Linked DNA regions of Homo sapiens: region 1 is linked to region 2. The links are chromatin contacts, found by Hi-C in ENCODE. All regions are on one chromosome and are shown on one strand. Each heading gives the region's core, a stretch centred on a gene start or an enhancer-like site at or near the end of the contact. The rest is flanking DNA. Distances are from core to core; before and after follow the strand shown. Region 1 has its middle 340 kb from the start of LINC01091. Region 2 has its middle 56 kb from the start of SPRY1.

Region 1 (3,355 bases), core at 762-3,261, 640 kb before region 2:
CATGGAGACTCATGAGCCAACTTGAACATGTCCACAAGGTTCAAATAGTATTTTTGAAATTAAAATTCTTGGGTAAGCACTCAATGGCTCTTGATTTCCAGACATTTTATTGGATACTTGAACTCCTCTACTCTACATCAAGACATTTCTTTATTTCATATCAAACCAAACCTCCAAAATTTGTCTCAAATACTTTTTGATTGATGACTGAAATCTTTCAAAGACAGGAATTTGAAAAAACGCACAAAGTAATTATAACAGGAAGAACAATAAAATGAGAACACATCTCAAACTATAAGTACAAAGGAATGTAGATCCTGGTCTCAAAAATATGTAGTACAAAGTTAAAATATTAGTCAAAGATCAGGAATGCAAAACAGTCTTGTTGTTTCTGTGAGTACAATGTGAAAGTTATAGTCTTTGCACAGCCTTTTTCTTTCCTTTTTCATTAGTTCTTACTTTGAGAGAATGTACAAAAGAAATTCTTTGCTCATGATGTCTACTTCATGGACTGTTAAGAGCATTGGCATCACAGAGGCAAAACGTACTATAAAACATTCCTTTGTATTTTACATAGTTCCATGGGAAGGAACTTATGCAAATTATAGTCACAGACAAAACATATCCTGGTGACATCATGATTTCACTGAAAACTTTCCAACACTAAAAAAAAAACATTGTTTTTTTTCCATCATTACCATCCCCACCAGTGGCAACAGGCACATCCAGCTGTTGTTTGTACAGAGAGAAGGCTGTTGAAGCCCCGCCCTATTTTTGCTGGTCTCATCCTTCAGCATATTTTCAGAATGCTAAAATTATTTCCTCATGTTATGACCAAGGCTGGAGTTCTTTGTTCTATAACTTCTTTCTGATTAAGATTTTTCAAGAAGTTATTAAGAATAATAAACAAATAATTCAGAGCAAATATTAAGGAATACACATATCCTTGCTTGCCATCCTGACAAAATACTAATCAGCTGCAAGCTGTTATAAAAATGAATACATAATTAAAATCATAAGCCAAATAAATTAAAGCCAATAAGAATTTCATCATAATAACCTATATCAAATTCAAAACAAGATTTTTAACTGATTTTGGTAGGAAAACCAAAAATGTCACACTTCCTAGCTTCATCATTGTGGTTTTAAGCAGAAATTATTTTGGCCAGGCAGGTTAAATATAGTGAATGCAATTATTATTTTCTTCTTAGAGGAAAATATTGGCACCAGTGCCATCATTATTATAGTGCCTAGTAACAAAATCTTCACCACTTCTGCCAAAAACACTGAAGAAAGGTAATGGAAATGCAGAAAAGTGTTTTCTGAATATATATAGGGCTGGTATTTGGCACTATACCCTCCAGGCACAGAAAGTTTCTGCGATCCCTAAAGCAGGAGACACAAGTGCCTAATATAGTGTTGGGTAATATTGTTTTACCATATATCTTGTCACATGGATAAATCATTCACCCTTAATTTGAATATGTAGGATTATTGGAGAAAAAGATTGCTATGTTATCTCATAGTCATCTTTTTGCATAGTCAAAATCTCTATCTGAAAATAACCATGAGTCTGATGCCAAAATATATTTTTCACTAGACATGTATTATATAGCAATTAATTGGGCTAAAATTCAGAAGGTGAATTTCTATTCCAAGCCTCTTAATTTGCTAATTTCTTTAAATAACCATCACAGTGATAACTTAGTAACAATGTGTTGAAGCTGAGTTAGAAGACTCAGCTTCAGGCGGAAATACTAAAATATAAAATAAATAAAAGCAGGGCTTAATCCCTGGTGTTCCTTTGGGCCTTGGGTCAATTTTCTTAACTTCTATTTGGCTTCTTTTTCTGTAAAATTAGAGAATTAGACTTAATATGGTGGCTTTCCAATTCTTTTGGAGCAACCACCCTTCGAAGTGCCCTGACAGAAATGCTCCAACAGCAGAGCTGCTGTGTTTGAAGGGGAGTGGCTATCAAAGCCCCGCTGTGGGCCCTGCTTCCCTGCAGCAGCTGCTGATGATGCTCCTGAGCACAGTTTGATAAACAATGTGCTAGGCAACGAAAAGACTCTGGACCCATTTATAATTTTACAAGCAGAAAAGAAGTAAGGAAGGGAGGGGGGAGGTAGAGAAATAAAAAAAAAAAAAAAGATGTCAAATTTGTGCTTATCTCAAAGTTTAAAATACTTTCTTAAATTTACTCATTCCAATATTTTGAAACAATGGTTGAAATTTTTTCACTGCCATTTTTTCCAAGTTATTTTCTCATAAAATAGAGCTGGAAAGCTTTTATTTTCTCTGTGCTGTAAGTATTTTCATTATATCTATCCCAGGGAGGCAGTTGTGGTAACACTACTTGGTGCAAGCCAACATCTTTTTCTCCCTCTTTCTTTCTAGCAAAGCTGATTTTTTTCAGCATGGTTATGTGCCCAGTTCAAACTAATCACTTCCCCAGGTACTTCAGCACGTTGAGATAGTCTCGAGGCAGATTTATGGCCAATCAGATGAAAGCAGAAGACTACTAGATGAAGTCTCTGGAAAGCTATTGTTTGCTTAATTTTTGAAAAGATTCATTTTTGTTGTTGTTGTTAATTTGTTGAGTGAATTGTTGGCATAAATCCTTTGCCCTTCATCCTTCCTACTTATTTCTGGATGGACTATGGGCATGATTCCAGAAGCAGAAGAAAATATTTATTTGCATATACAACATACATACCTACATATTTGCATATACAACATACTCAATGATGAGTAACTTAGAAGGATGGTTAGAATTAGGGGTTTATGTACCTAACCTAGTAGGAAAAAGGAGGGGGGAAAGGCTTCTATGGTTTCTTTAGTTAAGACAAATGGGTTTTTTATATTTTACTGATTTAGATTTGCTTCCTGGCATCACTATTCTTTTTATATACACCATCATTATAACACATACAATATTGCTTTTGAGCCAAAAAAAAAAAAGTTGGAATTTAGCAGCTTTGAAAAACTGGGTAAGAAAATGGAAGAGTTAGGGAAAGAGACAGGGTGTTATCTCTCTCTTATCCACTTGACATTGGCTTCCTTGGAAAGAAAGTATAGATATAGAAAGTCAATAACTGACTCTGTAAAGCAACCATTGGATTTCTGGACAATGCTTTTACAAACTTGGGCAGTGAGTTCCTAGCTAGGAATCATAATCATCTCATAAGACCTATGAAGATCATGTTGGACTGAGGAAACTTCAACCTACCTGAACTCAAAGCTTTAAATTAAATTTAAAAAGAAAGAAGTTAACTTATAGGTGTGAAATAAAGTGAATAAAGTGAAGGACATATAATAATTCTCAAAAGAAAATAATATGAAATAATACAAAATA
Region 2 (3,438 bases), core at 464-2,963:
ATCTCAAAATAGGTATGAAACCAGGAGATAAATCTGTATAAGGAAGGGATAGATGGAGAATAATACCATTAACTCAGGTTTAAACTTAGTCCACTGGGAGGCCAAGGCAGGCAGATCACGAGGTCAGGAGTTCCAGACAAATCTGACCAACATGGTGAAACCCCATCTCTACTAAAAATACAAAAATTAGCTGGGTGTGGTGGTGGGCACCTGTAGTCCCAGCTACTCGGGAGGCTGAGGTAGGAGAATAGCTTGAACCTTGGAGGCAGAGGTTGTGGTGAGCCGAGATCATGCCACTGCACTCCAGCCTGGGTGACAGAGTGAGACTGTCTCAAAAAAAAAAAAAATTAAACTTAGCCCAAAAATTCAAAAGTGAACCTCTAAAAAGAAGTCAAGGGTAACTGCTGTAGAAGTCCAGCCAGGCAGATGGTGGCACAAAGAATCTGGAGCAGCTGGCGTGGGGCCTCAGCCATGGAGACAGTTCAGTTCAAGGACGGGAAAGCCAGTTGTTGGGGAACTGGGAAAGAAGCAGGAATGAACGTCCCTTGGAAAAGAGGAAGAGACTTGGTTGTAGGAGAGAGCTAGGATACCAACGTCGACGTGATGAAATTGATTTTAGCCACTAACCCATGTCCCATCTGTTCCTTCTACTCAAACACTGAGGCATGACTGAACTTAGAGGTGAGAGCCTCAGTTAGATGAGCCATAAAGCTTCATCAAAGCATAGGAGGTCATTACCTCACAAACCTACCCCAGGTCAGGCCAACATTTACTATATATCATGCTCTGGGGGCAATGTTTGTGCTTTTTATTTTACCTTTATGTAAGCTATCTATTATTTTGTTTATGGTCAGTTTGTATTTTAAACATATCAGCCTGGCTGATGGTACTTTGTCACAGCAGCCCTAGTAAACTAATACAATCGTCAGTTTTGTTTTCAATTTGGTGTGTATTAATTGGCTTAATTATGATCCTTAAATTGTCATCATTGGGTTGTAGATGTCCAACTTATATTCAGTTATTGATTTATTTTTAGTAATATAATAAACATCTGCGAGCCCATCTCCTAAACAAAAGTCAGTCTGGAAAATAAGTCAGAGCTAATGACATGTTCCCCCAGCAACCTCACCCCATCCTCCCCAGCAGCATCCTGGTTTTCCTAGCTTTTCTGTCGATGTAGATTATTGCAGTCCTAAACTGCATGTATTTTAAAACATTTTAGCTACTTTAAACTGTATAAAAGGTATCGTGTAGTATATGTTTTGCGACTTTCGTTTCCATTACATTGCTAAGATTCACCCATCTGCATGTGGCTGTAGTTCATTCGTTATGCTACTTTGCTGTTTCGAAATAAAATCTTCATGACTGCTTTTTAGAAATATACTCACATTCTCATTCTTATCCCATTGTTTCTACTATTTTAATATAAAGGCCTGGCGAAGACCCTGTTTCGGGAAGGAGGAGACTCTCTGGCCCATGTGCCGTAAGGACATTTTGGGCTCACAACTGCAGGGGTGTTCCGGCCTTATTGTGACTCTCAGAGCTTCACCGACAACAGCCACGAGGACTTACTTCTTAAAATGAAGCATTTCCCTTTGGTCACCAACCAAGAGGATAGAACAGTAAGGTGACTCATGTTGCTCTGATTTCAAAGGGTGTGTAAAGGGAAACGTTAATGTGAGTCAGAATTTACCCAATGGTTTTGAGTAAATAGCCCTGAAATAGTCTTTTTCTCCTGGGGTTGCTGAATGAGAGCAGCGTGGCCATACTTTCCTAAAGGAAGCAGTGTGGCTTGGGAGGTGCAGTACAGCCCTGGAGGGCTGACAACCTGGTAGATGCAAGCCATCCGCCTCCTACTTTGTGACCTTGGGCCAGTCACTGAATGCAATGGTGCACAGATACCCAGTTCTAATTCTAGGGTCAGAGACTGCACTGCCTCCCTTCTGTGTTCACACAGAGCCATTTCTAGCTCTTAAAGTGTCTAAGCAGGGCCTGTGTTTTTCCTCATTACAGTAAACATTTTGTGAAACAGGTATTGGTGGCTGTATAGTACTGGGTTTGGCCATGATGTTGGATCCTCAAACCCAGGGCTGTGTGGCCAGACCCAGGCCAAAGCTCCCAACATGGCCACCTCACAGGCTCTGGAGAGGGACTTGCTGGGCCCAGTGGAAGGCAGCTTAGGCTCCACATCCTCTCCGTCTTCCGGCTTCTCTGTGAAGCACAGGTTATTGTTTGTACCCTTTGATGCTTTTCTAAAGGCTATGTAAGGAGCATTTTCAAAGGTAGAAAATGGAGAGAGCTGGAGATGCCGTGGGAGGGAAGACTGGAGAAAGAAAGTCTAACCAGTGCAAACATTAAAATCAAATGACCCTTGTGCCATAAATTAGGGGGTTGGGGAAATGGCTTATTATGCAGCTGAGGTGTTTGAAATGTAGAATTTGCTGGGTTGGCAGATTAATCCCATTTATACTGGGGAAAGTATTCCATGACATTAAAGGATTTATCTATTTGCTAATCTGCTTCAGACTCCACAGACCTTGTTTTAATAAGGGGGTTGGGGAGAGGAAAGGGTTAGAAAGAAGGGGGTTAGGAAAAGGAAGACAGGGATTTCGTTCCCATTTCTGCTATAAGTTTTGTTAACTAAATGCCTAATAGGGACTTCAAAAACACGGTAGAATCCACTCCTTAAATGTAACATGCATTACTTATAATATGGACAAAGTAGAGTTTTTTATTTGTTTTGTTTTTGTTTTTGTTTTTTGTTTAACAATGTTAATGCGATCATTCTCTGTAAATACATAAGCAAGAATATATTTCTTCTGCTACTTTAAACCTAGGATATAAAGAACTTTTTAGAGAGAAAAGCAAATGAAAAATGGGTGTAGGATTCTAACAAGCTTTAATCTTCATTACTAGATTTATTGGGAGCAACCACCAACAATTATTTTAATTTGGAGCAGTTCCCATTTTTCCCATTTTTAAAACCCCTTCCCCCAAAATGCAAACAAACATTCGCCTTTGCTGTTGCCTTTTTCCTCCTGGATGGACTACGCAGCGCAATAGCCAAACATCCTCTTAATCTCTTTTTCAAAGACTCTAACCTTCTTTTGCGTAAAGCAGTCATTTTGTTTTGTTCCACAGCACCTTGACAATGCCGAGAAAACATAATCCTTTACTTACAATAGAATCTCAGATTTGCTGTTCCATTACCGGGTAGCCTAAGCATTTGTATTAAAAGACGGTTCAGCCTTTTTTCAAGGAGGCATTTCCTTCCTTACCTTCCTCACAGAAAGTTCTGCTTTATTTTTAGTAATATCCTGGCTTCTGGTATTGTATTTGTGCACATAATCCCTTCACAATAATGCTTAGCACTGTGGTGGCACCTTCCCTCCACGGAACTCAAAGGCCTTTACAAACATTAATTAATTCTCACAGCAC

What was found. Hi-C counts contacts between places; a loop is a spot of excess contacts on that map. Pooled maps may share reads with other maps.
Region 1: a loop to region 2 is called in a pooled map of heart left ventricle, with 2.7 times the contacts of the local background. The contact joins two enhancer-like sites. A Hi-C loop is called at or near these places in 1 of 168 maps with a recorded cell type or tissue (endothelial cell of umbilical vein) and 2 of 50 pooled maps.

What each region holds. Positions count from the first base shown.
Region 1 is chr4:123,983,732-123,987,086 of GRCh38, reverse strand. No RefSeq gene overlaps it. Among named protein-coding and RNA genes, the nearest start is that of LINC01091, 340 kb to the right of the region's middle. Within about 2 kb of position 2,011, at least 14 of the 41 ENCODE cell types and tissues checked have a DNase peak (open chromatin) inside an H3K27ac peak, as active enhancers do; they include endothelial cell of umbilical vein, where a contact is called at or near this core.
Region 2 is chr4:123,338,711-123,342,148 of GRCh38, reverse strand. No RefSeq gene overlaps it. Among named protein-coding and RNA genes, the nearest start is that of SPRY1, 56 kb to the left of the region's middle. RefSeq lists an enhancer at 1,521-1,815. Within about 2 kb of position 1,713, at least 8 of the 41 ENCODE cell types and tissues checked have a DNase peak (open chromatin) inside an H3K27ac peak, as active enhancers do; they include endothelial cell of umbilical vein, where a contact is called at or near this core.